Linked DNA regions of Homo sapiens: regions 2, 3 and 4 are each linked to region 1. The links are chromatin loops, found by intact Hi-C in ENCODE. Cell type or tissue: endothelial cell of umbilical vein. All regions are shown on one strand. Region 1 overlaps NEB (nebulin). Region 2 overlaps ARL5A (ARF like GTPase 5A). Region 3 has its middle 31 kb from the start of NEB. Region 4 overlaps CACNB4 (calcium voltage-gated channel auxiliary subunit beta 4).

Evidence for each region. A loop is a pair of places that touch in the nucleus more often than their neighbours do. Peaks named below come from ENCODE experiments on the same cell type or tissue, not always from the same donor. Only the 100,000 strongest peaks of a DNase experiment are listed, where the experiment ranks them.
Region 2: it touches region 1 in a loop (3-fold over the local background); 6 of 110 quality-filtered maps call a loop at or near these places.
Region 3: a loop joins it to region 1, with 6 times the contacts of the local background. A loop is called at or near these places in 3 of 110 quality-filtered maps.
Region 4: it touches region 1 in a loop (9-fold over the local background); 3 of 110 quality-filtered maps call a loop at or near these places.

The regions. Positions count from the first base shown.
Region 1 is chr2:151,633,916-151,641,915 of GRCh38, forward strand. NEB (nebulin) reads right to left here. Exons shown (of 182, transcript NM_001164508.2): 61 at 6,440-6,751; 62 at 5,942-6,145; 63 at 5,365-5,469; 64 at 2,312-2,419; 65 at 1-50. Among named protein-coding and RNA genes, the nearest start is that of NEB, 97 kb to the right of the region's middle. In endothelial cell of umbilical vein, no CTCF peak of the experiment used is centred here; DNase peaks (open chromatin) are centred at 3,936, 4,366 and 4,846; H3K27ac peaks cover 1,882 bases.
Region 2 is chr2:151,804,695-151,812,694 of GRCh38, forward strand. ARL5A (ARF like GTPase 5A) reads right to left here. Exons shown (of 6, transcript NM_012097.4): 4 at 7,663-7,746; 5 at 2,127-2,278. Among named protein-coding and RNA genes, the nearest start is that of ARL5A, 20 kb to the right of the region's middle. In endothelial cell of umbilical vein, a CTCF peak has its summit at 3,840 (motif pointing left); no DNase peak of the experiment used is centred here.
Region 3 is chr2:151,761,586-151,769,585 of GRCh38, forward strand. No RefSeq gene overlaps it. Among named protein-coding and RNA genes, the nearest start is that of NEB, 31 kb to the left of the region's middle. RefSeq lists a silencer at 5,432-5,491. In endothelial cell of umbilical vein, no CTCF peak of the experiment used is centred here; a DNase peak (open chromatin) is centred at 4,256.
Region 4 is chr2:152,001,120-152,009,119 of GRCh38, forward strand. The region is part of intron 2 of CACNB4 (calcium voltage-gated channel auxiliary subunit beta 4); the gene reads right to left. Among named protein-coding and RNA genes, the nearest start is that of CACNB4, 94 kb to the right of the region's middle. RefSeq lists an enhancer at 1-258. In endothelial cell of umbilical vein, a CTCF peak has its summit at 3,798 (motif pointing left); a DNase peak (open chromatin) is centred at 3,692; H3K27me3 peaks cover 402 bases.

The DNA.
Region 1 (8,000 bases):
GCTCCAATATGGTGGCCAAGTTGCTTGCAGTAACCATCTTTATATTTGTACTAAAATGAAAATGCACAAATCAGGTTTTTATTGTAACCCCTTAGAGGCCACAAGTCTGTGCAAAATCAACTTGCTTACATCATACTTCAACTGACTTTTGTTAACAAGTACTAACTCAAGCCAGTATCCTGGCTTTCATCCTGGAAGCCCTTACAGAGGTAGAAAAATAGATGGAATTCATGTAATTGTAGTATATACCCCAAATCACCTACAGCCTGGTACTAAGGGATACCTCTGAAAACAAGAAGTGCATATGTGGGGAAAAGGTCACCTGTGGAAGTCAGGGAGAGAACATTTGAACCAGGGAACCTGTAGAATTGGATTCTATACACTAAAAGCATGTCAGGAAGAGGGTGCACTTGGTAGAATGGTGTCTTTGATAAACAGTAAAATGAGGCTGGGCACGGTGGCTCATGCCTGTAATCCCAGCACTTTGGGAGGCTAAGGCAGGTGGATCATGAGGTCAGGAGATCAAGACCATCCTGGCTAATATGGTGAAACCTCGTCTCTACTAAAAATAAAAAAATAAGCCGGGCGTGGTGGCGGGCGCCTGTAGTCCCAGCTACTTGGGAGGCTGAGGCAGGAGAATGGCATGAACCCAGGAGGCAGAGCTTGCAGTGACCCAAAATTACGCCACTGCACTCCAGCCTGGGTGACAGCAAGACTCCATCTCAAAAAAATAAAATAAAATAAAATAAAAACAGTAAAATGAGTGACTGATTCCTGTAAGGATCACCTGTAGTAGCAACCGAGGAGAATTTATTATTATTATTATTATTTTACTAGATTCATGCATTCAATGGCAGTGGCAAGCTTTTGGCATCATTTTGAAAACTGATTGTACTTGTAAAACTGACATAGCAACCCAACTGGTTAGATTATGCTCTTAATAAGGTCATGGGTTCTAGCCTCACATGTATCAACAATGTTTTTATTATTCATGTCCAATGACTTCATTCTGGAATCTAAGCCAGTTATCCAAAATACATGCTTCTAGTCTCAAAGACAACTGACCGAGAAAGTGTAGGTGAGTCAGCAAGAGACAATATGGTACAGTGGAAAGGAATGAGATTGTTCAGAGTCCCAACTCCCCCACTCACTAGGAGTTTGATTTGAGGCAAGTTGCTTAAACAATCCTCAAAATGGGGATAATGATAATATCTACATCCTAGGGCAATTATGAAGAGTAAGTGAGACAATGCATATAAAGCTCTTAGCAAAGAGTTCTCAATACTTCTTGGTTATTATTATGTCATTATTTATTATTATTGGCATAAGTCCATTTGCTGGGAGGGTCCAACATACATAAAGTTGAGTCACTAACATAAGATTCCAATATAAAGGACAGCAAGTGGGCCTTGATTTTTAGAGCCGTCATTTGTTCCTCAAGAATCCCTGAGGCACCAGAAAAGGATGACAGTTTTGCTCTGGGAGACGTGCTAAATGGCTAGGAGCTATTGCTAAGAGTGTGACCTCACGCTTGTAAAACCAGCACTTTGGGAGCCTGAGGCAAGTGGATCACCTGAGGTCAAGAATTTGGGACCAGCCTGGCCAACATGGTGAAAACCCATCTCTACTAAAAATACAAAAAATTATGGGCGTGGTGGTGAGTGCCTGTAATCCCAGCTACTCGGGAGGCTGAGGCAGGAGAATCGCTTGACCCCAGGGGGCAGAGGTTGCAGTGAGCTGAGATCAGGCCATTGCACTCCAGCCTGGGCAACAAGAGCAAAACTCTGTCTCCAAAAAAAAAAAAAAAAAAAGAGTGTAACCTTAGGTCAGCAGTCACCTCTGGTACTGATCAACTGCCTTCTTTTCATAAGGGCAAATTTCAATAGCAAGCACCGCATGTGTTTTAAAATACTATCTATTCAAATGTTACATAAAGCCAGGCCCTGAATCTCACTGGCAGAACCTAAGTTTATGAGTTATATCTTCTATAAGCTTTTCTATAAGCCGGTGATAATTCTTACATAAGCATCTCCAAGCCTGCAGCTTCACTCTAACAGGGTCCACATGAATGAATCTTTCTCTATTTTTGGTTGACCAGTTTTCACAGAAGACGCTGTGTCCTGTAGGTTACAGATCCCTCTTATAAACATCAAGATTTTCATTTCCCTTAAAACTGAGGTTTTGAAAAATCCTACACAAATATATCAGGATATATTTTCAAAGGTCCAGGAAAAGTTCTTTTCTAAGATTTAGTTCAGTGAAAATGCCACATTAGATTGATCACATACTCAGAATGGAATTGACAACTCACGTCACTGATGATGTCCCTGGAGGCCTTGGCCGCCACGATGGGGATGGCGTCGCTTCGCAAGTCATAGCCTTTCTTCTTTGCTTCTTCATTAGCAAGTTTGTACAGACTCTAAATTTGGGGGAAAAAAAATCAGATGCTGACATTTATATCTAAAAACTGACAGAGGACTAAGACAATTCACTAAGTTCTCCACAGACAGTGCCTATAATAATCTTTCTTTTGAGAGTTCTAAGCCTTCTGCATGTTTGTTGAAGTGAAGACTCAAAAATGAGGCTAGGTGTGGTGGCTCACACCTGTAATCCCAGCACTTTGGGAGGCAGAGGCGGGTGGATCACCTGAGGTCAGGAGTTCGAGACCAGCATGGCCAACATGGTGAAACCCCATCTCTACTAAATATAAAAAAAATTAGCTGGGTGTGGTGGTGCATGCCTGCAATCCCAGTTACTTGGGAGACTGAGGCAGGAGAATTACTTGAACCTGGGAGGCGGAAGTTGCAGTGAGCTGAGATTGTGCCAATGCACTCCAGCCTGGGCAACAAGAGTGAAACTCCATCTCAAAAAACAAAACAAAACAAAAAAAAAAGATACCCATAAAGCCCAATGCACCTTTATTTTTTACTTTAAAAATTATGTTGAATTAAGTATATATACATATTACAGGTTGTTTTAAAAAATTTTAGTTAAAACAATAAATCCAGTTTAAAAATTACAGGAAAAATTAAGCTGAAACTCATAGTTCTAGCATGGTAAAATGTGGGTGGGAGGGAAAGGCTTAACTGTTGATCATGGCAATCAATTCAACTCACATTTATTCTGCCCTGACCCTGTGTCTCTGACTGTGCGGGGTACTTGGGAATCAAAGATGAGGTTGAGACCCCTCTCAACCTAAAGGTTCCTGGGAGAACTGATGGAGAGACTGATAACCTGTGGAAGCAACTGCTGAAAAGTCAAACCACACTAATAATGAAGAGCTCCAGGAAGGAGTCATTTATTCTGAACTGAGAATCAGGGAAGTTCTTGAAGATGGGGTGACCTTTGAGTTAGACTTTGAGCAGAGTTTCAGTAGACTAAGGTGGCATCAAGTGCAGAGGAAATCACGTGAATCAAGGCACCACTGTGGAGGGGAAGCGGAGGGGTGTTGAAGGAAGTGGGTGAGGCCCCAGGGAGGAGTTCACAGGAGAGGGCTGAGAATAGCCCAGAGTTGGACTGTGAACGCCTCATTCTAAGAAGTTGGTGTTTAATTCTACAGAAAATAGGAAAGCAGCCAAAAAGTTCTCTTCTTTTTAACATCAGAGGGGAGCGCCCATGGCAGCGTCCCAGTCTGGGTGGGTGGAATAGGGGGTTGCGGGCAAAATGGGGAAGGGCACCTGGGCCTCCTGGGACTGGCAGCCGAGTAGCCGCACTAACACATCTCTGAGCTTTTTCAGCAAAGACAGAGTTGAGAAATCCAGAAATGCTGACTAGCTAGACACAGGGGGAGCCCTTTGTTTCCTGAAATTCTTGCACATGTAATGCATGGTTTCCTGTAACAGGACCTATATTATAGGTTTGGCTAATAATTCAGTCCTTTCTGACAGGGGAGTAAGACTTGATGTTTTTAGTTTTTGGTGACAATTAAAAGCTAGCTATACAAGCACTAAAATTACAGTCTCACTTCCAAAATAATTACTTAAGATGGTGGCAATTCCATCTAAATTCTCTAAATTATGCTCTGTGTGTTGATTTATGCTGCCAAATAAACAATATTTTCCTTGCTGGTGGCACAAAGCCAGGTGAAATAACTAACACATCAGCTGACAGAATCTTAGATTCACAAAAATCTCCACAGGCTTATACCCACAGGCTCAGTCTAAGAAGAAGAAATTACAGAGATAAATGCCAATCTTTGAACAGAGATAAATTACCAAACGCATAAATGCAGGATGGAAGAAACCTAACTTTAGTCCACATAAGATGTCTTAGAGTTTAAGTTGGTCTCAAGTTCTGTGTGCACCAGCAGTGACAGCTGCCAATGTATCCTGGGAGCACAGGATGCAGAATAGAGGTCATATGTCCAGAAGAGGAAATACGATAGTTAAGTGTATTCTACATCAGTCATTCCCCACTCATAGTATTTTGCTCAGTTCTGAGAGTCACATTTTACTAGTGATGTCATGTGAGGAATGCCCCGCAGCTTGGGATATTGGATTTGAAGGTGAACCTGGGGTGAAGGTGGCAGGGGAGGCACCCTGGTGCTGCTCTCCATCTCTGGGGGTTGGCACAGATTTGTTCTGTGCAGCTTCAGAGGACTATGTGAGTTTACAGAGAGAAATGTTGTGACTCAATACATCAGAAGCTTTCTCATAAATTTTCCAGAACGAATGGACTGATTTATGAGATCAGCTCCTTGTCACTGGGAACCCTTAAGCAAAGGCAGGTCAAAAACCTATTTGTGGGGAGGGGTACCTTTGCACTAGGGTGGAGGCTTGACTCTCTGCCTAAGCCTCTATGATTCTGGAATGATGGCACGTGGCCCTGTGCACACTGAAAGTGAAAGGAAATGGGCTTGCTAATATTTACACTGACAGATATTTCTCTCTCTCTGTGTGTGTGTGTGTGTGTGTGTGTGTGTGTGGGTTACCTGGTAGTACTGTGGATTTTAGTTCTTGCCTTTAATCTTATATACTAAAAATCTTAAATTTGGATCCTAAACCACACTTAGGAACAATATATGGAAAATATATTTACTACAGTTATGCTTTAGCATAAAGGGGAGATACATGTATAGGTCAATTGCTAATATCCTAACTTCAAAAAAATAATAAAAGAAAATGGTCTACATAATCTCATGGTTACAGCTTAAATAATTAGTTCATGTCATTTGTATTTCCTAAATGATAATTCATATTGCATAAAGTTTGACATTTATGATGGTGATTGAGAAATGCAAGAGTTGTTATTCACATGAAACATGAAAAAGATTCTTTCTAAAGCTGTCATTTGGTATCATGTCATCATAGAGTAGATCAACTGAAATAAGCAGCAGTGTGCAAATGTCAAAGAATCTGCTCTCACCTCACTGTAGTTGATTTTGTTCATTCTTGCCAACATAATTTCTGGTGTGTCTGGCATTATGTGGATCTGAGTCTTGTCTTTGTCCCAGGCTTCTGTGTATAAACGCTATCAAAAAAAATACACAAATTCATCAGGAAAAAAGTTCTGTGTATAGTTAATAGGAATTTTAGGGCCACAAAAACTTTATAAAAAAAAAGAAAAGGTTATGTGTTTTATACACATTATGTGTTTTATGCACATCTTCGGGTAATAAGTTCATAAAGGAATGTGTATTTATAAATGCCTTCTAATAATCTGAAATGTATGTTAACAAAAGGAAAATGAGAATAAGCATATTTTATGCAGACTATTTTTTGATAAAATATGCTACTTTATCAAAATCATGAAACAATGACTAAATATCAAAATATACATGATATATATCAGTTATTAATAGATAGATGAGAAGCCAATAGATACATAGACAGATAGATAGATGCCTTTTATTACTCAATGTTCTTTCTTTCCTCATTAATGTTTCTTTTTTGTTGATTCAGCTTTAGGAGCCCCACTTCGATTCTTAATTTTGAAGTCTCACCTTGTTCATAGTGATGGCATTATTTTTGGCCAACACTTGTTCCAGAGAGTCAGTCACACTGGTAAATTTGAATCTGTCTGGAGGCTGGCGATAGATTTTATCACTCAAAATTTCAGTTGCCCTTTTGCATTTTTCCACATCCAAAGAGCCAATGGACACCCAGCCAATGCCTCTCATCCACTGGAGATCAGACTTGTACATATTCTGTTGACACAAATAGCCAATAAATATTTATCTCTGTATCAGCAATGCATTTTCATCTGAAGGATAAGAGATCAAGTAAAAGCACTCTCAAAATTTAGTTTGGTGGACGGGCCAGGTATCACACAATATTCCTCTTTGGTCTGAAGGGTTAAAGGATTAAAATTCCTGTCGATAAAGGCAATGCTATTTGCCTCCTCCAGGGGCTGGTGAGCTTGTGCCATATATTGCCATTTTCTCCAAGGGGTGTTAAATAATTTCCCACCTCTGCACGTTATTATGACTCTCAGTACTCACATCGCTCTGGAGGTCATAGGCCTGCCGAGCATGGATGACGTCGCTCTGGTCGGGCAGGCATGTCCACTGGTGCAGGTAGTTCTTGTAGTCCACATCGCTGACTAAGGTCTGGCACTTCTTGGCCAGCACCACCCCCAGCATGTCCACTGGGCTGCTGAACTTGGTCTTCCACTTCTCAAAGTCCTTCTTGTACTCCCTGTCACTCTGGATCTTGGCCACGTGCATGGACCACATCATCTTGGGGTCATCACGTATAGCTCGGGCACCAATGTGGTGGCCGAGCTGCTTACGATAGCCTTCTTTGTACTTGAACTAAAAGAAGAAAAAGACAGATAGTCATCTGTTTTAACTTTTAGTAAAAAGCAATCACTAAGCCTAACTTGCTCTATTTATTAAAAAAAAAATTTTCCCTGAATATGTAAATTATATGATAGATGTAGAAACAATTTAGAAAATAAATATAGCACATATCATCACATATGAAATATATATCTTATATAAAATATATACCATATAGATAGGCATTACTTTAATACATTCTTTAATGTGAAAGTCATTCTGTTAGAATTTAGAATTTGTTTTTAAAATATTTAATTTTTAGATGTATAAATTTCAGGAGATTATGCTGCAATGACAATGACAATAAAAATGAAATTCTCCTGCATGGGTTTTATATGCTCAATGATCCAAAATTTCATTGAGTATCTACTATGTGTCAGGCACAATTCTAGATAAGTACCGCAGATTCAATAAAAATTATCTTTGCCTGCAAAGAATGTCTGTATATTTATACACACAGAAAAAAAAGAAAAATTAAGATGTAATTCTGCCACTAAAATAATTTGTTATGATTCGTGTGTGAGAATATAATTAGAAGTCATATTGTATATGGGTTTGTGCCTGCTCTTTTCAGTTATTATATAAGCATTTCTATGTGTCATTAAATAGTCTTTGCACACATGACTGTTTTTTTTGTTTTGTTTTGTTTTGTATTTTAGAAAGCATCTCTCTCTGTTGCCCAGGTTGGAGTGCAGTGGTACAATCATGTCTCACTGCAACCTCCAACTCTTGGGCTGAAGTGATCCTCCCACCTCAGCTTCTGAGTAGCTAGCACTACAGGCATGCGCCATCACACCTGGCTAATTTTTAAGTTTTTTGTAGAGATAGTGCCTTGCTATGTTGACCAGGCTGGTCTCAAACTCCTGCCCTTAAGTGATCCTCCCGCCTTGACCTCCCAAAGCACTGGGATTACAGGTGTGAGCCATGGTGCCTGACCTATACACATGATTTTTAATGACAGGTAGGTATTTCATTATATGGTATTTAACCCTTCTGTGATTGTCATTTATTCTTAAATTATGATTACTTCCCATATTTTGGAAATAAAGAAAAAAATCTAGAGTTTTTTTTATTCATAGACAAAAGAAATGGAAAGATAAAAATTTTTAGAAATGTGAGCAAATCCTTTATTTATTATACTTTAAGTTCTAGGGTACATGTGCACAACGTGCAGGTTTGTTACATATGTATATATGTGCCATGTTGGTGTGCTGCACCCATT
Region 2 (8,000 bases), 170 kb after region 1:
CATTCTCTTAATTAATCTTTACAACACTGAGATCAGAATCCTTCCAATGTTACAGAGGAAACCCAGGGTTGGCAATGTTAGCAAATGGGAAAAGTAGGAGTCAAATGAAGCCACACACTGAAGTTTGTGATCTCCAATCCACTGAATCAAAACGCTAATCAATACTAAAACCAATAATTTAGATCAAGGTAGCTGAACTATAAAAGAAAAACAGAACATTTCTCTCAAAACCAAACTCATCTATTATTTTCCTATTTTTAAAACAAAATTGCTTTACCTCTTTTTAAAATGAAATTGAGTTAATATCTATACTAATGATACATTTTCCATACAATTATCAAAGTATATAAATTAAATCTTATGTCAATCCTAGATGACGTGTCTTTATTGACAAATATTATAAATCCATGCTTTTGCTTGACAAAGATATATATATTAGACTATTTGACAAAGAAATACTTAACATATTTTTACTTAAATGAATACATGGATAATTGGTATTATCTGTGATTTTTTTAATGAACAGTTTTTTTTTAATTAAAAAACCTTTTTTAAGGTTCTAATTATGCTCTTCCAAATGTCAGTAACAGTGCCTTCTATTAAGATTTGCCTTCAATAATTCGTTATATTTGGTTCACCCTTCATCGTGGTCTTGAAAGGAAAACAATTTCTCCCACTTCAGCTAATTCATCTATACCCCATGCTTTTGTCCTTTCCTAACACCTCAAGAACCTCAACCCCAAACTTAAGACTTCTATTTAGAATTCACCGCTTATTTCTCTTTTCCTCTGCTTTTAAATGCAATCATGCATCATTTAATGACAGGGATACATTCTGAGAAATGTGTCAGGTGATTTCATCATTGTGTGAACATCAGAGTGTACTTACACAAACCTAGATGGTATAGCCTAGTATGCACCTAGGCTCTGTGCCATACAACCTGTTGCTCCCAGGCTACACACCTATACAGCATGTTACTGTACTAAATTCTGTAGGTAACCATAACCCAATAGTAAGAACTTTTGTACTGAAACATATCTAAAAATAGAACAGTTATTGTAAACATATAGTATTTTAATTTTATAGGACCACTGTCATATATGTGGTCTATCACTGACCAAAACATCATTATAGGGTGCATGACTATATATACAGATGCACCATATTTTGGAAAAACAGCAACAAAAATTGTACTTTAGTTTGGTCCTCCTTTTAGCTTTTTATCCTATTTCCAACCTCCTCTATTTTATCTTTCCTTCCTCTTCTTGCCACACTCTAGAGTTTACAAAGCTATTTTTGCTTCCTAAAATCTACCTCCTCTTTAAACTACACTTACCTCATGCCCACTTTCTCAATGCACAGAATTTGTTCTGACAAACTGGTTGAATGTACTCATTTGTTGTTAATTGAATGGCATCCTCTCCATCTTCCTGGTCCTTGACCTTAGATTTGACAATGCTGACCACACCACTTCCTTCTTGAAATACTTTCATCTCTGGGTGCTAGACAGGGCAAACTTCTACTATAGGCACACACTTCTCTTCCAACATCTATCATTCCAGAACCAAGGACCATCATTGCTACACTCTCTCCAATTCCCCCAATCCTTCTTTTGTTTAAGTGCATCAGTTCCAACAGTAAATAAACCCAAAGTAGTCTCAGACATGAATTCTCTTTGATTTGAGCTTCTTTATGCAGAAAATATCACTTAAAAACAATTACTCTGTAGGACTGTTATGGGGATTAAATGAAGCACTATATGGAAAACACTCCAGACATAGGACATGCTCGGCACATGTCAGGTCTTCAGTTCCACTATCATCGTAAAATGTATTTCCTAACTTCTCCAGCTCTCACTGATACTCCCATTTCTCTGAGCTCCTATAGCAATTATAACAGCTACATGCTTCCATGTTCAGTAGGTTTATGTGTATTATGTTTATATTGTTTTACTATTTACAGAACCACCCTAAAAAGTCTCTGATTATAGACATGAACTACAGCTTACGTCTGTCCCTTACGATGTTTTATACACAATAGCCTTAAATATTTAGGAGTTTAAAGAAGATATACATGTTACTAAGCAAAATAAATGTTCGATAACATTTAAGAGGAAGATGTCTTACCCCTCGCCAGTTAGAGCACAGCATGCCTGGATATGCCACTGGTGATCTTTAATAGAAGTTAGCTTCAAAAACTGGGAGATTTCTGCTACAGTCATGCATTCTTTAACATCTTGTTTATTAGCAAAAATCAGCAATCCAGCTTTTCTTAGGTCCTATTAAAGCAAATAAAACTGTAAAGGCCAATACATTTTCCACATATTTTTCAACTTCATTAACAGAATCTTTTTCACAATCTTAGTAAACAAGAATTTCTCAACTATGTGACATAAAAGCATCTCAGTGCCTAGGCTGATAACACATTTTTTATACTTGTATGTGTTTACATATTTCTTATAGTCTCAGACAACAATTTTTTATGGTCCTAAGTGCTGTATTTAACAGTCATGTTTCCCAGTATATACACCACCCACCCCCTAAATCCAAAATTAGGCTTAAATGGCTAAGAACTACCTTTTAGCCTAATACTTGAGAGCTCTCCAAAATTTTATCTTGCCTATACTTTTCTGCTTTACCTCACATCACTCCTATATAAGTACTCTGCTGTAATTAGCAACCTATCCTACTGCTCTCTAAACAGTTTTGGGCACTGCCATCTCTATGTTGTTCAAATCATTTCTCTTGCATGTATTTCCTTCCCTCCAACCTCCTAAACCAGCCTTTCCCAATCAGGATTCCACAAGAGAATTAAGCTCCAAAGAAAACGATGAGTGACTACATTGCAAATCTCCCAATAATGTACACAGCTAGTACCTTCTAGCTGCATAGGAAATAAATGAATTCATTACAATGTATGCCTTAAAACCTTAGGGCTTAATTCTCAGTTGAAGTTCTATCCTAAACCAATCCTATTCACCCTAATTTCTGTCATTGTATATGAAGATTTCTTAGATTTGAATATGTAATACAGCCATCTTGGAGTGGCATTAAACTTATCAAGTTTCCCCAATTAGAAGTTCTATCACTTCAATGCTATGACTCAGAGGCAAGTTCTTTAAGCTTTCTGAATTTGTTCCTCATATCTTTTACTGAGTATCTGATCTGAGCAAGACACCTACTGCATTAACCCTTTTCCGAATGTAATTGTGCACACTCCAAATAACTGGTATAATGTTTTACTCACTAAACAGGCCAAAAGTTCTTAGTCTCTTCCTGCCCCACTCCTCTCTACCTGCCAGTTTTAAAGCCAGGGACTTCCTTGATAATCTGTTCAAAATCACAGATCTTTCCCCCCAAAACACACATATGCATATACACAAAATTTTTTTAAGTTTATGTACAATTTGAGGGTGTTAATAAATAGCCTAAATTCCCTACATGGATACTGGGCCAAGAATCCATGAAGGATGTACTCAATTAGCAAGTGAAACCCTCATAAAATTCTGCCTGTTACATATTAAGAGATATAAAATTAAGGTTTTGGTGCCACACTTGCAAGTTTTCACAACTGTTGAATGGCATTTGTCTTCTTAGGGATTTTACTGAGATATTTTGGTTTCAATAATGTATGTGTTTGAATAAATAAAATCTTCAGCAGATACAAAATGACTTTTGTTAGAATACAGTTTTGATGATTCTTTCTGATGCAAATAAAAACATTAGTAGTATATTTGTATTTCTTATTTGGTTAAAGGAGTTATGTAAAATATTTATATAACAATCAAGACTGACTTTAATTACAGTGCCCTCTGCAGGATGGCAGCTATTAATGCTACCACAGTTTATATAGTTATCTCATTAAGTATGGTCAGAAAGGAATACTGCTACAATGTTTGCAATTTTAAGATTTCATGTTCAACTAGTTTCACCTATATTTCAGTTCACCTGCCTATATCAAAGGCAAAAAACTTGAAGAGATAAAGTATAACTTGTATACATATAGTCATTATCAAGGATATACAGTAAATATTTTTTCTTTTCTCCTAAACAGAAAATGAAACCATTCATCAGCCAGGTGTGGTGGCTCACACCTGTAATCCCAGCACTTTGGAAGGCCGAGGTGGGTGGATCTCTTGAAGCCAGGAGTTTGAAACCAGCCTGGCCAACAGGGCGAAACCCCGTTTCAACTGAAAATATAAAAATCAGCAAGGTGTAGTGGTGCACACCTGTACTCTCAGCTACTTGGGAGGCTGAGGGATGAGAATAGCTTGAACCCAAGAGGTGGAGGTTGCAGCGAGCAAAGATAGCGCCACTGCACTCCAGCCTGGGCAACAGAGTGAAACTCTGTCTCAAAAAAACACAAAGAAACCATTATCAATAGTTGTTATGTGGCTGAGTCAATAAGTAGATGGACTTTCCATGGGATTTAATTCCTAACTTCCTATCTTCTCAGTTTCAGTACATCTTGCTAGTGTGTGCTGAAGTCTTATATAGGTCAAGTTTGCTAATGTTGACATGTTGAAGGAACAACCTTCTGACAAATACTTGGCACAAGTTAGGACACACGGTTTATATTATTATAAGTAATCTGTATTCACTCTTAATGATGAAATTATTTGTAGAAGCCCCTGAACTGAAAATTGAAAAACACAAAAAACAAAGCCATTTAATAAAAGGTCTCCAAATATCTTAAATCAGTTTTTCTAGATCTAAAAGGTTCAAACTTTAATTTAGAGTTCTTGACTTCTAAGAAGTTATTTTATCAATTTTTACATATTTAGAAAGAGAAGAAAATCTTCATTTGCTTTTTATTATATAACCTCAAAACCAAATATGTATATATTAGAACAGTAGAAAATAGATATATTAAATTAAGGCTGTTCATCAACGTGACTTAACAAGAGGTCAAAGTATAAGGTGAACAACGGTGATCTTTTGTACATAAACCATTTCAAACACTTTAAAACCACTTCTGCTACAAATTTCTAGTCTAAGATATATTTTAGTTTTATCAAGGAGATGAATAACAGCAATTGCAAGACACATTTACTTAGCATCTTCTATATACCATATATAGTTGTCAATTTGTTTCTTAAAACTTCATTTGGGGACTGGGCGCTCACGCCTGTAATCCCAGCACTTTGGGAGGCTGAGGCGGGCAGATCACCTGAGGTCAGGAGTTCGAGACCAGCCTGGCCAACATGGTAAAACCCCGTCTCTACTAAAAATATAAAAAAATTAGCTGGCGTGGTGGTGGGCGCCTGTAATCTCAGCTACTCTGGAGGCTGAGGCAGGAGAATTGCTTGAACCCAGAAGATGGAGGTTGCAGTGAGCCGATACGGTGCCACTGCACTCCAGCCTGGGCAACAGAGTAAGACTCTGTATCAAAACAACAACAACAAAAAAAAAAACTTCATTTGTGAAGGTAACTCCTAGAAGTTGAGTCATTCTGAATAAAATTTCAGACTTTGGTGTTTGGAACCATTTTAAAATTAATGAGTTCTAAAGTTGTATACTTCATTTATGATAAAACTTTGAAAATTATTTTAAAATTTTTACAGTTTTGTATTTTGTAATAATGTAAAGAGTCATTATCAGTGATGACAATAAGATTTTGTTGATTTATGTAGTATGTAAGAAACATCCAACTAACATCATGTCTACATTTATTTTTCACTCACACATTCTCACTCTTTGATCCATTTGTCTCTCTGCAGAATTTTGCCTGTTTGGCTCTTCTTGACCCTACTGAGTACCTTGCTCAAACTCCCAACTTCATCTGTAATTCCTTTCTTCTCTGGTCATCTCCTCATTCAGTCTCCTTTCACTTTCCAACTAGGCCCTACTTAGGTCTTCTTTTTACTTCTGCTAATAAAGAGTCTGAATGAGAATACTCAAGTTCAAAACCTGGCTCTTAAAAAGCTAGTCAAGTCACATAACCTTTCTGGGCCCCAGTGTAGTCACCCATAACAGATAACGTTAAGTGACCTATGTAAGTTAATGCCCCCAGCTAGTAAAAATCAAAGACTTTGAACCCTACTACTGGGCTCTTCATATAGTGATCCTGCTGCATATTGGCCAATTAGAGTAAAAATCAGATAGGGAGACTACCTGTCAACAAAGTAAAAGATATAGTCCAGAGACAAATAACATTTGTATCAGTTTTTCTTTTTCCAAAGTCTTCATAAAACCACCCTTTGGAATAAACTGAAAAATGCTGCATTTTTGCAAAATAGGAATTTGAAAAGAAAAAAAAACAAACAAAAAAAAGCCTTTGTCTTCTGCCTCTTTTACGGCTTATTGCTTGTATCCCAACTAGCAATGAATCTGGCGAATGAACACAGAATGGCAAGACGTATTTCTGTAAATCTCCAGGAGGTTTAAACACAGCTGCTGGAATTAGAGTCCAAAATAGGAAAAGGTGCATCTTGGTGGTCATAAGGAAATGAGGAACCTCAATTTACAAAACTACTTTACTAGCTTAGGTTCCCTAAAGCCCTGAAAGGTTGCCTGAAATACACAAAATTCTTAAAGCAAATCTCAAAAGCAAATCATCAAATCAATAACAAAATTAACATAAAACTTCACTACAAAGATATCCGTGTTTTCCTAAGCTTTGCAAAAAATTCCACTGAAATAAAAAACTCTATATATCTAAATATTAACTTTTCTATTCCTATCTATAAATGAGTTGAGAAAGTAGCATCTGCAATAAGATATCCAAAAATAATCAATTTTACTAAATACTATATAAACAGTATAATGTTATAGTTATCAAGTTGACTATATTATTCAGTTTTTTAAATTTATGTTACCGTAATATTTTTCTATTTAAAAAATTTTAATTTTTAAATCTATTTTTATTTCTACTTATTTATTTTTAATTTTATTTTTTGAGACAAGGTCTCACTCTGTCACTCAGGCTGAAGTGCAGTGGCAAGAACAGCTCACTGTAGCCTTGACCTCCTGGGCTCAAGCGATCTACTCGCCTCAGTCTCACGAGTAGCTGGGACTACAGGTGCATGCCACCACACCTGGCTAATTTTGTTTATTTTTCGTAGAGACAGGGTCTTGCCATGTTGCTCAGCTGGTCTTGAACTCTTGGGCTCAAGCGATCCCCCCACCTCAGTCTCCTAAAGTGCTGTGATTACAGGAGTGAGCCACTGTGCCTGGCAGGTTATTTTTCAAGGACTAAGAAAATGTGGCTAGTCATCTAGTTTTGTTTAGTCAAAGGGACAATATCAGAGAAACCTAACAGCAATTACATTTAAATATTAGTCTGCTGAGTAACAATCAAGAATTGCTAAGCACCCAGGTACTTTAAAATCTCATTTCCAATGATAATCCTCTGTATAATTAATCTATTCAAAATGCAAAATGAAAGCCACTTATAGAAATTACTTTTGCCCAGGAAAATTGTGAAACCAAATGTACCTAGGATAAGTGAAATAAAGTTCTGCAACTTACTCCATAATCTTTCTGCTGCTTCTGGATACACTTCCAAACTGGGAGATGTCAGAGTAATTGAGCAGTGTGGCCCGCAAATAACTAATTATTTTTAAAAATTTGAAATTGATAGCACCCTCATGAGAAACTAGAAAACAAAGTATCGATTCCCATACCCTTCCCCATATCTAATGTAAAAAGACTACTTACTTACCTCATGCGCTAACATTTTATAGAGTTCTTCTCTAGTTACAGAAATCCTCTCTCTGTCTGTACTGTCCACAACAACTATTACAAACTAAAATAATTACAAAAAAATTATTAGTGATTATACAATTTGGTATCTGTAAAATTTATAATGTGTTTATTTGACATACAGGCTATTAATATCAAGAAATTGGAATCTTATGGTATTGTTGGAAAATCAGAGCTACCTATACATTGTGAAGCCAAAAGGTCTGATCGATTTTAATATATTTACTAATTTTTAAGAGAAAAGAGAATATGATATTAACATTCTAACTAATATATATAACGCATGTCTGTTTTCTA
Region 3 (8,000 bases), 130 kb after region 1:
CCACCAGAAGCTGGAAGAGACAGGAAGAATTCACCCCCAAGTTTCAGAAGGAGCCTGGCCCTTCTGACGCCTTGATTTCAGACTTCTAGCACCCAGAACTGCAAGACAATAAATGTCTATTGCTGCAGGCCACCCAGTTGGTGGTACTTTGTTACTTTGTTACACTGTCCCTAGGAAACTGATACAAACAGTTGTTTTTTCATTTGTTTTCACAGATTCAGGCATCTGTTAGAACAAGGTCCCTTGCATTGTATTATGTAACTCAGCATATAATAGTTGCTCAGTAAATGCATGTATGAATGAATGAATGGATCTCAAAGAGCCTCTGGGATTCACCTTGACTGCCTATTTACCTCCAGCCTCTAGCCCTTGAATACTGAACTGCTTCCCAACTTAACAGGAATGCAAAGGTTCCCAGGTGTGAAAAACCAAGGCAGCAGCAAATAGACCCAGAGGGTACTGGGGCATCTGAGACACTGAGTTGGCCACACAGCCTTGGCCTCAGATCTGCCCCTTACCTCTGAGCAGCCTTGAGCTACACACTTGGTCTTTTGGTCTTTTTCAGACTGAGTGTCACTGTGTTGTCCACGCTGGCCTTGAACTCCTGGGCTCAAGCTTCCCAAGTAGCTGGCGCTACAGGTACAAGCCACCATACCTGGTTTCTTTTCCATCTTTTATAAAGTAAGTCATAGACGATTGACTTGACTGGTTGATTTGCCTGGGAAACAATTCCTTGTAATTAAAGATGAGTATCACTTCAATGTTAAGTGCACATTTTGGGTGATAAAAGCTGTAACTCAGTGTTTCTGCTTCTCCATACACTACACACAAACACTTGTACATATACATATGTAGAGTGTGTGTATGGGTTTCTGATTTTGGTGTAAACACCATTTGATTTGATATACTATGATCTTTACAATTAGTCTAATGCAACTCTTACTGTATATGCAACCATTAGATTGAAAATATATTATTAAACATGTCAGCTATGGAAAGATGACATGTAACAAAAGGAAAAGAAATAGTAAAACAAAAATCAACTCATTAAAGCATATGTGTTTTCAGAAGTATTGGACATTTACAATTCTTCAAAATGTGTAACTTCAAACATATCCAATTTATGCCTCACTAGAAAAAGTTGTATTTTGTTATTTATCCTTAGATGGAAATAGGTTAATTTCTAACAAAGAACCATCGTGACTTAGAACTGGCACCCCCAGTCAACCACAGACAGTTGCTGGGAGGATCAGATGGGAAAGAGAATGACTATGTGCTCACCATCTGTTTCCCATATTGCCTGAGAGAAGATCCAGATAATCTGAGTTTTCAGGGCAGCTAGCCTTCACATCAGTTGCCAGAAAGAGAAATGCTTCCTGCCACTTCTAAACTGACCACACTACCATAAGTATACCTCACGTTCAGTGGTCAGAATCTCCATTGCCTGCTGTGATTTGAATAATACGATGCCAAAAAATCTAGAGAACTATGACCCATCTAGATTGTACACTTTTGGGTACAAGTGTTTTAGATGTGACACTTGGTTACTCTGGGGCCTTTCTCTCTGAATTTACACAGGCCTGTCTACCTGCCAAGCAGTGTGGATTTCAGTAGCTTGCCAGAGGGTTAGCCAGACTGGGGTTTAAATTGGGGGCATGTTGCTTAAAATCAGATATTGGCATAGACCTGACATGAACATACTTTTGTAAACATTTAAAAATAATCTTGCCTAGAGGTTTTCTGACCATGGTCTTTAAAGCCCTTGTGGTTGTACGGAGTTCACTTGGGGTTACTCCAGTGGAAGCTTACTGTAGAATTGCTCTATTTCCCGCCCCTCTCTTTTTACGTATCGCGATTTTTCTCTTGAAAGGCAAAGCAGAACTTGGTTTCTAAAATTTTAATGCATGATAGCAGGCATTCGGTAGTTATTGAATGGCCTAAAATATTAAAAATATATGTACTTCGTGAATTTTGGATTAGCAGATGCTAAATAATGTCACTGCTTATGAAAGTGGACCAGACGAAAAGGCCTAGTCACTGAAAGCTGTGTGAATGGTATACAGGTATTCAGGTATACCTTCCTCTTGACACGGTCTTGTGGGTATTTCACACAGCATGGACTGTACCCCCTGGGAAAGAAAGAGGAAACCAAGTGAAGAGAACTCAGAGGTCTTGAGGTCTCTTCATGACCTTTAACTGCTCCTTGTAAATAGGGAAACCAAACACACATGCAATCAAACAACTCCCCAAGCCCATGTGGCTGAAGCCACAAGGCCCAGCTGCCATGAGGGGGTGGGTGATCTGGGTCCATATGTTATTATTCCCATCACCACCAGCTCTGGTGGAGCCCCTCTCTGAGACCCGTCCTCAACACTGCCTAGAGACAAGACACATCACAGGCAGCATCTCCCTTCTGTTGTAGCCAGGCTGAGACCACAGAGAGGTATGGCGGCCCACCTCACTGGGCACTAGGGGAAACCTGCAAGGCCTGAAGTTCTCAAGTTTCCCTCTGTTTGCTGGCCAAATGGGCTCCTCACCTTGTAGTCATGGCTATTTTGCAATTTTCAAAAATCAAGTAAAAGTAGCACTTTTACTAAGCAATTCTTATGCAAATGCACACACATACATGCACACACACACACACACAACCAGGAGATATAATCAATGCAAATGATACCTGCAGGCATGTGAAACGAGCTTGTGCTGGAGACATTGGGTAGACCAGCAAGTATGACTCTGCCCCACAAATCAAAGCATTTTTCCAGCAAATATTTATTAAGTGCCAACTATGTGCTAGGAACCATTTGCAGTGCTACGGATACAGTGATGACTAAAATAGACGACTTCCTGTGCCTCCTGTGCTTACATCCTAATGAAGGAGATAGACGATATGCACACAGACAGATAAATATTCTTACAGGAGGGACAAGCTATCTGGGAGAGCCAGAGAGACCCCAAGAAGGAGAAGTTGGAGCACGGTCCTCAATGAAATGAGAGGGAGCCAAGTGCATGACTGAGGGAGACCCTTCTGGACCAAGGAAACAGCAAATACAAAGGCCCTAGGGAGGAATGTGCTATTCAAGTAAAAGAGAAACCAAGGAGGCTGGGAGAGAACGATGGGAGAAGATGGGCAGGAGACAGCTAGGAATACCACCTGGATCAAATCTTACTGGCCCTTATGATACTTTTGAAGGTTTTGAGTCAGGGAGTGGCATCTATGTGCAGTGTGGTCCACATGGATAAATCTTGAAAAGGGCATTTATCTGTACTGCTGAGGATTGGGCAGTGTCTTTGGTTGAGTATTTAGGGATGGCCAGAGGGCCACTTTTGCTTACAGAAAGCAAGTTCAAGCTCAAGTCTCAGACATTATGGAGCTAATTAGGGAGTGGGCATCACTCTGTCCACATTTCTGTCCTCCCTCCTGCTCCCCATCCTCTGGGACTCACCCTCCACTCCAGGCTTCTAGGGAAGGTGAGCTGTGAGAAAAGACAAAACAAAAGCCAGTTAATTCGAGTCTTTCAACTTGGCCCAAGTTTAGGTAATGGAGGGGCTGATGCTGATTGGAGGTCTGGGAAGTAGCTGAGCAATGTGGGTCTTTTGTGTTTGCTCTTTGCTTTCTTTAGATTCATTTATCCAGCCCCAGCCTTGCTCTTTTATTTGCTTATTTTTTTATTTTATTGCTTCTTTATTTTTGAGCCTTTGAACTCACCCTTCTGGAAAATAGGTTCCCACTTGTACCAGCCCACCCTGTCCACGCCACACCTCTGCCACCTCAGGAAAAACCTGAGGCCAGGAGAGTTGTGATTCTCTTCTTTGATTTCAAAAGGTTTCATGGAAAAAAATGGCTTTGGGAGATAATACAGGAACACTTGATGCACAACACATAATCATTCAGCCTTGCAAATACTTTAAAAGTTAGCTGAGAGACAAATCATAGGCATTGACATCAATTCTCTCTGTGTTCTAACTCCAGGAGAAAATACAAGGGAAAAGGGAAAAGTGGAGGAAATAGGGCTTATCTCCTTCTTCTAAATAGTGACTTCAGAGCTTGGAAATACAAGATGAACTGGAATGCATGCCCTTTCCTGCCTCTTTCCGCTGCCATCAACTCCACATGCTCTCCAAGAAGCCCTGCCAGACCCTCTCCATCCTTCCCTCCTCCTCACCCCAACCTCCGGGTTCCACCCTTCAGTGTCAAAACCACCACCACCACCACCACAGAGTGGGGAAGGAGATGGGAGGAGCAGTGTTTTAACCTGCTGCACATGGACTGAAATACAGCTCTGAAGGCGGAAATAAAAACAAAGCCCTCCCATTAGAATGAAATCCAATCTCCTTGCCTCAGGCCCACTTCCTGCCCCTCCGTGCTCAGGCCACACTCTGGACTCACTGCCTCAAGTGCTTAAGCTCCCTGCTCAAACAGCGCCTGCCCATCGCTCTCCACGCCCCTGCCTCGCTGTATTGCCGTATTGCCTGCATGCTGCTCATCACCTCTACCTTCCGTTGTAGAGCTGTCTATCTGGGTGTGACCTGACCTCTCCCAGGGGGAACGGGCTGCTAAGAGTTGGGACTGCAGGGGCTTGTTTCATGCTGTGAATTAGTTCCTGGCATGCAGAAGGTACACACAAAAACAAATGAGAACAGAAGTTTGAGTAGCATAATACACTAGAAATTACTTCTTATTTATGGTATTCATTTTAGACATGGAGAAAATGAGGCCTAGAAAGGTTAGAGTGGCTTCCCCAAAGCCACATGACCAGGGAGCAGTGGGGTCAGGCCTAGAAGTCCAGGGGTCCTGATTCTTCCAGACTGGTGTTCATCCAAACACCCCACCCTCACCCACAGTGGCCTTTGGTGTGTTCTCTCTGTGTCTCTCTCATGCACACACACACACACACACACACTCCTTCTAATGGGCCACAAGGGAAATCTCAAGTAAATGATATTCAGTAGTAGTTTCCTGCCCCAACATTCAAAATTTGAGCCAAGAGAGAAAGGAAGTTGAGAGCTACTAAGTAAACATTTAAAGCCTACAAGGCAGAGATCTTCTCCAAATTTGACAGATAAAGCACTGGGCCTTGAAGAAGCAGAGAAGGTAAGAGGCTTTGCTCAGTAGCTCCACCAACAAGCTGCGTTGCTGACTCAGAGCCCTTTGTCATAACAGCACTGCTGGGCCCCTCATTAGACTGCCTGCACCAAGGCTGAGGTCTCCTGTTGGTTGTCCCCATCTCTGGTGGATGCCCTTGTGACTGCATGACCTACAGTCTCTCAAGTTCTTAACAAGCCACATCGGCTTTGGGGCAGCAGCCCTACCTTTGATTCAGAGCTTAGGGTGTGTGCCTTCGAGGCTGAGAGGAGTGTGCAGGCATAGCTGGCACTTTCTAGAATGACAGCTCATCTGCCTGCCCACCCCCCCGTGAAGGTGCCAGGGACTGAGATAACCCAAAGGCACTCACCCTCCCAGGAGTACCTCTCATCCTCCCCTGTGCATTAGCTCCTAGGGTCAGTGGATGCTCCCAGCTAGAGATTACTGGGCAAAGCCACCTTTAAAATGAACAAACTTGCACATATAGTTCCCCCAGCTACTCAGGAGGCTGACGCAGGAGGATCACTTGAACCCAGGAGTTGGAGTCCAGCATGGGCAACATGGCAGGTGAGACCCCCATCTCTAAAAAACAAAAAAGAAAAGAAAAATCAATGAGCCCAGCTAGCACTTAGCAAGTGTGGGCATAAACATGCATGTTCAATGTTCAAGCACCAGAGGACACACACGAACACCCCTCACAGTTTTATTTTAGGTCAGAAGTAGGCAACCTTAGAGTTGGAACTTGGAAACAGGCATATGTTAGTGTCATACAGAGGACAGATGAGACAGAATCTGAGGGCCTCCACAGGGCAGAATGAGGCTTAAGAGAGTTCCAGGGAAGTTAATACAGAGAAAGACTTCCTAACAACTAGAGCTGCCTGAAAAAGCAGCAGCCTGTCTGGCACGGCAGTGGCTGCTGTGGCTCAAAGGGTATGGAACATGAATGCACAGCCCCTGAGTAGAAACGCTGAGGGGACTTCAGCCTCCAGGATCCTTCCAACACTAAGACTCTGAGACATCTTGAAATAGTTCACTTACTGCTGTCTGGTGTCAAATCATCATTTCCTAAAGTCACTATGACTCATGGTTCCTGAGGACAACTTTTGTCCCCATATCCCAGAGGTATTCACTTTGAAGTTTTAAGAAAGAAGACAAACTTGTAAGCAGGGAGTTTGTGTTTGGCTGTCAGTGATAACTTACAGATATTTCTCATCTCCCTCTCCCTGTGATATATTTTAAAAGTATATTACTATAGGGAGTATACTTGGAGGAAACTGTCAAAACGTCTTCAAAACCCAAGGAGTTAAAATTGATGTCCTGCTTTCAGAAACAGCCAGGTAAATCCTTCCATTGACTAAAACTCTCTGCTCAGCACCCTCACTCAACTGTCTGGGAGCAATAAGGAGGACTTGCTAATCCTCTTCAAGGAGCAGAGAAATATTTGCCATTACACTTGTGAGCCTGCCATGTGACCCTGGGAAAGCTGCTTAGCTTCTCTGAGCCTCAGTTTCCTCATGTGAAATGTGGAGGTTAGACTAGTGCCTACTGTACAGAGTTACTGGTAGCATTAAATTAAATAATGCATGGAATGCACTTACACTATCAGACACACAATAAATACTAAAAAAAGAGGTTAGCTACCGTTATTATTAACATCATCAGCATCATCCTTATTAGAAATTACTACTGTAAAGAGAGTACAGTACTTATGAATACAACCAGGTCTCTATTCTGGATTTGCCACTCGTAGCATTAGAATAGCACAAACATGTCAGGTTCATCAATGTTTTTCTTGTTGTGCCTGGGATGTCATCCAGGCTGGCACAGGGTGCATGATACTAAGATAAAACACTTCTGAGACAGGTGACATTGCCTACTCTTGCTACCCAAAGTGTGGTCGATAGACCTGCAGCATTGGCCTCACCTGAGAGCTTGCTAGAAAATCAGCCTTGAAGGCTGGGCACAGTGACTCACCCGTGTAATCCCAGCACTTTGGGAGGCTGAGGCAGGAGGATACCTTGTGCCCAAGAATTTGAAGCCAGCCTGACCAATATGGCAAGACCCCGTCTCTAGAAAAAATTTTAAAAAATTAACTGAGTGTGGGTGACATGTTCCTATAGTCCCAGCTACTTGCGGGTACTGAGATAGGAGGATTGCTTAAGTCCAGGGGGTCGAGGTTGCAGTGAGGTATGATCATGCCACTGCACTTCAGCCTGGGCAACAGAGTAATACCCTGATGAAAAAAAGAAAACCAGCTTGGGGAACAACCCTACCTTTGATTCAGAGCTGAGGGTGAGTGTGGGGGAGGGAATAGAAGGGGAGTTGTATAGAGTTGCTCCCTGTGTATTTTTTTAACTGAGCATTAGAGATATTGTTTCCCTTTAAAATGGTCCAACCCCCAACTCCCCACTCAGCCAAACACTCTCATCAACTTGGTATATTCTAGGTGCTCTTGGGCAGTGAAAGACTGTCTTTCTAATAGCATGTGATGAGCCAAAGTAAAATGGATGACTTACTAGATAGAGGAAGCTCATTTTAGAGTTTTAGACCAGTGAAAGGATTTACCTGGCTATTTCTGAAAGCAGGACATCAATTTTAACTCCGGGGTTTAGAGGATGTTCTGACAGTGCCATTCAAGTACACTACCTATACTGATGTGCTTTATAAATATATCACAGGGAAAGAGAGATGAGAAATATATGTGAGTTCTCATTGACAGCCAAACATAAACTCATATTTAAATGAACCACAAAAGCATCTCTGTATTGTGGCCTTCAGAAAATTAGCTGAACATTCCTCCAACATCTGCCACAATGTCTGACATATAATAGTTGCCCAAAATATAACTGATATATTAATTTTTAAATTGTAGCATTTTTTAGTCTCTAAAGAATTAAAGTAATTTATTCTAAAA
Region 4 (8,000 bases), 370 kb after region 1:
ACCAAAGGTCACGGTCAGTAAGTAGCAGTCAGGATTCAAACCTAGGAGGTCGGGATCAGAGCACATGGCCTTAACCACAGCCTCCTGCCTCTTGCCTCTCAACAAACTGGGCCTGGCCAAAGGCTGAGTGCCAAGGGGTGGTGGAAGGAGAGGGCAGCAAGAATGGGGCCTGAGACTCAGGCCCTGCCCTCTGGAAATTCACACTAAAGGCAGGGAGATGAAATGTGTATGTACCTGAATAAAACCACCATCTGGCAGGGTAGCGTCCATCAGTTAAAGAACGAGTCGGCCAGGCACGGTGGCGCATGCCTGTAATCCCAGCACTTTAGGAGGCCAAGACAGGTGGATCACCTGAGGTCAGGAGTTCGAGACCAGCCTGACCAACATGGTGAAACCCCATCTCTACTAAAAAAAAAAAAAAAAAAAAAAAAAAAAAATACAAAATTAGCCGGGCATGGTGGCACATGGCTATAATCCCAACTACTCAGGAGGCTGAGGCAGGAGAATCGCTTGAACCTGGGAGGCGGAGGTTGCAGTGAGCTGAGATCATGCCACTGCACTTCAGCCTGGGCAACAAGAGCAAAACTCTGTCTCGAAAGAAAAAAAAAAAAAAAGAGAATGAGTTTTACGGGTAACAAGTGCTTCCGGAGGATGATGTTTACATGAGTCTGGGATGTCAGGGAAGGAGCTTAGGAAAGCTGGCTCTTATGGGCTGTGGAATAGAATGTAAATAAGTGTAAATGGTCAGCAAGAGCTATCCTCATCAGGAGGATGCCAATGCAAAAATAGCAGGGAGGTGCGGGAGAGGTAGTCATTTTAGAAAGCTGGCTTCTGCCATTCTGCCAGCAAAAACCTAACTGTGCTAACAACGAGCATTTCTCCAAGGAGTGATCCACAGCACACCAAAGTCTTCACATGCCACACACCCCTACAAGAGGGACTGCTCACAACCTTTCCGTGTGTGCTTCAGGCATGATCATGGATATGAACAGCAATGCCGCACCTCCACGATCTGCAAGTCCCAGGAGATTTTAAAACAAAAGCCATCTCAGAGTTTCAGCAGTGGCTGACTTGCAGTACAGCAACATTTTTAAAGAGAAGAGGCTTTTTTTGTTCCTCTGTCCTCTTTCGTCCTCTTACTTGAAACACACACACACATACATATACACACACATGTGATGGCACTTCTTGATTCAATGAATTGGGAATATGATTTTTTTAGGAAGACAATTTTTTTAATACCAAATCATGTGGAGCTGATATAAATCAAAGATGTATCTGTGTGGGTCTTTCTCTGTTCATATATACAGCAAATACTGTCGAGGTTATACAGCGACCATGGCCTAAATAGCTGCAGTGGAAGATTTTGCAGATACTTCCCCAAAGCAAAATGTTATTGGAATCTATTCATTTTAATAAGAATTCTTCTGAGATCAAATATGCAACTTATCCAACTAACTAATTGTTGCCTTGGTCAAGTTAATTCACCTCTCTGAGACTTGGTTCTATCATCTATCAAATATATTTAACAATGTGTACCTTATACCACACAGAGTTGCTGTAAGAATTCAATGTAACCACATGTGATAGTGTGATTCAAATGTGCAGTATGGCTATTATCATTCACACCAAATAGATACAGCAGCATCAAAATGAGCTTGATACCATTCTATGTGGTGTTAGTGATGACCAAGGACTCAAAAGGAAGCATCTGTGGTTACATGCAATAAAGAGGTACTAGTGTTAGCAGGATTCCTATTTGAAATAACTTAGTATTTGCATTTTTGAGTTTAGCAGAAAGTCTCCATTTGAATTAATAAGGGTAGAAAATTTGAGAGCCCCAATTAGGTTCTGCATTTTTAAAATACATTCCATCAATGAACATCATGCAAAGCATGCTTTCCACTCCCAAGCAAATGAATTTCCATCTCCAGGGCCCATGGAAAATATAAAGTTTTGCCTGATACCATTTTCTTCCTGTAATTTAAAGACATTCATCTATACCATTTGCTTTATTATCCAGATTTTAAAAACATATCTCGGCCGGGCATGGTGCCTCACACCTGTAATCCCAGCACTTTGGGAGGCTGAGGCAGGCAGATTGCCTGAGGTCAGGAGTTCAAGACCAGTCTGGCCAATATGGTGAAACCCTGTCTCTATTAAAAATACAAAAAAAATTAGCCGGGCCTGGTGGCATGCACCTATAATCCCAGCTACTTGGGAGGCTGAGGCAGGGGAATTGCTTCAACCAGGGAGGTGGAGGTTGCAGTGAGCCAAGATTGTGCCACTGCACTCCAGCCTGGGCGACAGACCAAGATTCCATCTAAAAAAAAAAAAAAAATCTCTACAGCTGTTCTCATAACTTACACAGCCCCATTTTTCAAAACAGCTCTTGATGCGCTTATTATATTTTGACCTCCTCTCCAAAAGAAAGGAGACACATTTCAGTGAAAGCTTTAAGGTTTTTCTGCGGCAGTTCCCTCCTCCCCCTTCTCTGCTCTATTTTGGTATGGGTTACCTTTCACAGTGTTCTAGAGAAACCTCTCTTCGTTTTCCAGCCTCAAGGTAACTGGATAAAAATGTAATTCATCATTGTATTGACTATATTTAGATATACAGAATTCTTGAAATATTTACAGTAAAGAAGGAAGATTTTTAAGTTAGTTGAGGATGCTGGGATGGAGGAAAAGGAATATTTTAAAGAGAAATTAATAAAAAAAAAAACCTTACTTTAAAAAAAAACCAAACAAACATGGTCTCTGTCACCCAGGCTGGAGTGCAATGGTGCCATTAAGGCTCACTGCAGCCTTAAACTTCTGGGGTCAAGCAATCCTCTCACCTCTGCCTCCCAAGTACTCGGACCACAGGCACATGCCACCATGTCTGGTGACAGGATCTCGTTGTTACCCAGGCTGGTCTTGAACTCCTGGGCTCAAGTGATCCTCCTGCCTCAGTCTCCAAAAGCGCTGGGACTATAGGCATGAGCCACCGTGCCTGGTTGATTTGCTCAACTTTGACAAATCTTTGTAGGTACCTGAAGAACATGTACATTCCATAGCTATATCCTGAATAAGTAAGTCGGGTACCTGTGAGGAGGGCACCATACACCTTCCTTTATTTCCCTCTGAATGAACCCCTGGCAAACTCTCCTCTACCTACCCACTGCCCTGAGAGGTTCAGGCACTACCTAGTCCCTTCCAAGATCCTCCTCTCCTTTTCGATGTTCTGTGCAGAAGCCCCATTCCTGCCCTTCTGTGCAACTTAATTTAGCATATATTGGTCACACTTCTGCCCTGTGCAAGCCCCATGTTAAGGAAGGTCTTAGTTGAAAGCACTAGACCAATGTGCAAGAGCAGGTCCTGAGTTATTCAAAACTGGAAACAACCCCCGTGTCCCCCCTACTTTACATACATACACACACACACACACACACACACACACACACACACATGCTAACAACCAAAACCTCCTTCAGTCAATCCTGCCCCTCCTGCCTTCAGTGGAGTGGGCAGCTGATGCAGGAAGGAGTTGACTTATGAAATGACAGAGTCCCTTCTAGTTTTCCTGAAATTACAAAATCTACCAGCAGAATAGGGCTCCCGCAGCACCACTTAGCTGGGCTGGACAATGGGGATAGGGGAGGAGTCAGAGGCACTGTGGCAACCAGGTCACATCAGCATTCTTCAATAGGAAGACCATAAATATCAGTGGTTAAGCAGTTTTTCTGTTTCTTCAAGGCAGAGCCACAGCGGCGTTTCTTGTCTGTTTCTCTTTCTTAAGGAGCACTGGGTAGTGACATCTAGTGGTCCCTATTTAAATTACTCTTGGATGCAAATCAAAACCACAATGAGACACCATCTCACACCAGTCAGAATTGCTATTATTAAAAAGTCAAAAAATAACAGATGCTGGTGAGGTCGTGGCAAAAAAGAAATGCTTATAAACTGTTGGTGGGAATGCAAATTAGTTCAGCCCCTGTGGAAAGCACTTTGGAAATTTTGCAAAGAACTAAAAATAGAACTACCATTCAACCCAGCAGTTCCATTACTGGGTATCTACTCAAAGGAGAATGAATCTTTCTGCCATAAAGACACATGCATGTGTATGTTCATCGCAGTACTATTCACAGTAGCAAAGACATGGACTCAACCTACATGCCCATCAGTGGTGGATCAGACAAAGAAAACGTGGGACATATACATCAGGGAATACTAGGCAGTCATAAAAAGAACAAAATCAGGTTCTTTGCAGCAATGTGGATGCAGCAGGAGGCTGTCATCCTAAGAGAACTAATGCAGAAATGGAAAATCAAGAACTGAATGTTCTCACTTATAAGTGAGAGCTAAAATTTGGGGTCACACAGACATAAAGATGGGAACAAGAGACAATGGAGACTTCAAAAGGAGGGAGTGAGGGGGGCGGAAAAACTTCCTATTGGGTACTATGTTCATGATCTGGGTGAAGGGATCCATAGAAACACAAACCTCAGCACCACACAACCTCGTCCTTGGAACAAACCTGCACATGTATTTCTAAATCTACAATAAAAATGGAAACATTTCTTAAATTACTCTTGGACTACAGTGCCATGACAAAATAAATGAGAAACAGCTTTCAGGAAACTCAGAGTTAATTCTAAGTGCAAGTGCAACCACCACTGTGTCCCAGATTTCTGTCACAACCATTTCGGGCAAGTTACTTCCCCTTTCTGCACCTCCATTTCCTTATTTGTAAATAGGGATAACAATGGAACCAAGTACATGGGCTATTTGGAGGACTGAAGGAGATAATATATGCAAAATGCTCAGAACGGTGCCTGGCACATAGTCAGCATTCAACAATGTTCGCTATCATTAGTATTCTACTCCACCTGTCTTTGTCATACCATAAAAATCATTTTTTAAGTACTTAGTGAAAGTGCATCAATTTTTACCCATAATCTTCTAGTGCTATTGACACAGCCAGGAAGATATGCCTCATATACCATGTGGTCTTGCATATGCCCTCGACACCACTCTGCATGCCTTCAAAGGGCACAGCAACCTCACCATCAGAAGTTCAATGTCATCCAAGCCCATCAGTGGCCCACATTGCCCAGGATTTATGTTTGAGATCTGAATGTCTCAGGTGGGATGTGCTCTATTCAGCTTGCCACAGTCCATACTACTCCCTGTCACCTGGACTAAGCCACTTGTCTCACATTTGTTACCTGCTGGCCTCTGAAAACACTTGAGTTTGAGTTTGATGCCCCCGTTCCATATCTCTCTTTTTTCTTTTCTTTCTTTTTTTTTTTTTTTCTTTGAGATGGAGTCTCACTCTGTTGTCCAGGCTGGAGTGCAGTGATGCAGTCTCGGCTCACTGAAACCTCCGCCTCCTGGGTTCAAGCGATTCATGCCTCAGCCTCCCAAGTAGCTGGGACTACAGGTGTGAGCCACCACATCTGGCTAATTTTTGTACTTTTTAGTAGGGTTTTGACATGGTGGCCAGGCGGGTTTCAAACTCCTGACCTCAAGTGATCCACCTGCCTTGGCCTCCCAAAGTGCTGGGATTACAGGCATGAGACACCACGCCTGGCCCTATATCTCTTACTCTGGGATTGAAAGCCTTTCATTATCTGCCCTGGTAGTCACGTTTCATTCATACGAACCCTACATACCAACCATCGTCATGGCAGCTGAATATTTAAGTTCCCACCAGTTTCTGGATCTTTCCTTAGCCAGCTCCTATCTATCTAGAATACCTCCTATCCTCTTTCCACCCCAATCCTGCCTCTCCTCCAAGGTCCACCTTCAATTACACGGCTACCTTAGAAACTTCCCATTGACTAGTAGAGCCTTAAGTAATCTTCCCTTTCTCAGTTGTGTCATCTATAAAGCAGGGCTAATAAGTACCTGTTTCAGAGGGTTGCTGGAGATGAGCAATAAGTTAGATGAGTTAATAAGTACTTTGTGCCGGCAAGTCACACCTGGTCTGTCAATAAGGCCTTACTGTTACCATTTTATCCCTCTCCGCTGACAACTCTACCACCTATTGTATTTTTGTGTATGTGCCTTTTTTTTAACCATTTTTCAAATCATGGGAAAATATGCATAACAAAATGTAGCATTTTAACCATCCGTAAGTGTGCAGTTCAGTGATATTAACTACATTCAAATTGATGTGCAACCATCATCACTATCCATCTCTAGAACTTTTCCATCTTCCATTTCAACTTTTCAAAAAGAAACTCTGTACCCATTTAACACTAACTCTCCATTCTGTCCTCCCCCAAACCCTGGCAACCACTATTAGAATTTGTGTCTCTGAAGTTGACTACTCTAGATATTTCATATAAGTGGAACCATAAAACATTCTTCCTTTGGGGCCTGGCTTATTTCACTTAGCGTAATGTCTTCAAGGTTCACCTATGTTGCAGCACGAGTCAAACTTTTCCCTCATTTTCAAGGCTGGATAGTATTCTGTTGTATGTGTATCCTACATTTTCTTTAGCCATCCGTCTGTGGATGGACACTTGGGTTACTTCCACATTTTGGCTATTGTGAAGAATGCTGCTGTGAACACAGTTGTACAGATACCTGTTCAAATTCCTGCTTTCAGTCCTTATGGGCATATATTCAGAAGTGGAATTGCTGGATCATATGGTAATTCTACGTAATTTTTTTTTTTTTTTGAGACGGAGTCTCGCTCTGTCACCCAGGCTGGAGTGCAGTGGCACCATCTTGGCTTACTGCAACCTCCACCTCCCGGGTTCAAGTGGTTCTGCTGCTTCAGTCTCCTGAGCAGCTAGGATTACAGGCACCTGCCACCATGCCCAGCTAATTTTTGTATTTTTAGTAGAGACAGGGTTTCACCATGTTGGCCAGGCTGGTCTTGAACTCCTGGCCTCAAGTGATCTGCCCGCCTCAGCCTCCCAAAGTGCTGGGATTAGGTGCCAGCCACCATGCCCTGCCAATTCTACATAATTTTCTGAGGAACTCCTGTACTCTTTTCCACAGTGGCTGCACCATTTTACATTTCCACAAGCAATGCATAAGAGTTCCCATTTCTCCACATGCTTTCTAACACTTGTTCTTTTTTTTTTTAAGCCATCACAGTGGTGTGAACTGTCTACTGTCTATTGTCTTCATCTCCATTTTGCAATTTACTTTTACTCCCTTGCTTTGTTCAGTCTTCTTTCTTTTTCTTGAGATGAAGTCTCACTCTGTCGCCCAGGCTGGAGTGCAGTGGTGCAATCTCAGCTCAGTGCAACCTCCGCCTCCCGGGTTCAAGTGATTCTCTTGCCTCAGCCTCCCAAGTAGCTAAAATTACAGTCATGCACCACCACGCTCAGCTAATTTTTGTATTTTTAGTAGAGACAGGGTTTCACTGTCTCTACTAAATATGTTGGCCAGGCTGGTCTCGAACTCCTGGCCTCAAGTGATTCACCCACCTTGGCCTCCCAAAGTGCCGGGATTACAAGCATGAGCCACCATGCCCAGCCAGTCTTCTTTATTTTTCTGATAGAACCACGAACTTCCTGAAGGCAGAAACTGTGATATATAATTTATCTAACTCTTCTCTCATCTCCCACCTGGCCCCCTTGCTCTCACTGCCACTTAATATGGAGTCTGGCCCAAGTCTAGGGTCTTGATCCTCCAAGCATGATCTCTTGCAGCCTGGGTGCAGCGGGGAGCTTGTTGGGAATGCAAAATCTCAGGCCCTGCCCTGGAACTACTGAACAAGAATCTGCATTTTAACAAGATCTCCAGTGAAGCGCTGGGCAGCACTAGCACGGGGAAAGGCAACTTCCCTTGGTTCTGTCATTAAGTTCAGTGACCTCATCTGGTAAGTACTCTGCAAATGTTTGCTGACTGGAGGATTAATGAAGAAAATGAACAGCGCTTTTAACCACCACCATCAGGCCTTTATCAAAAATGTGAAAAAGGACCAGGCATGGTGGCTCACACCTTTAATCCCAGCACTTTGGGAGGCTGAGGTGGGAGGATCGCTTGAGCCCAGGA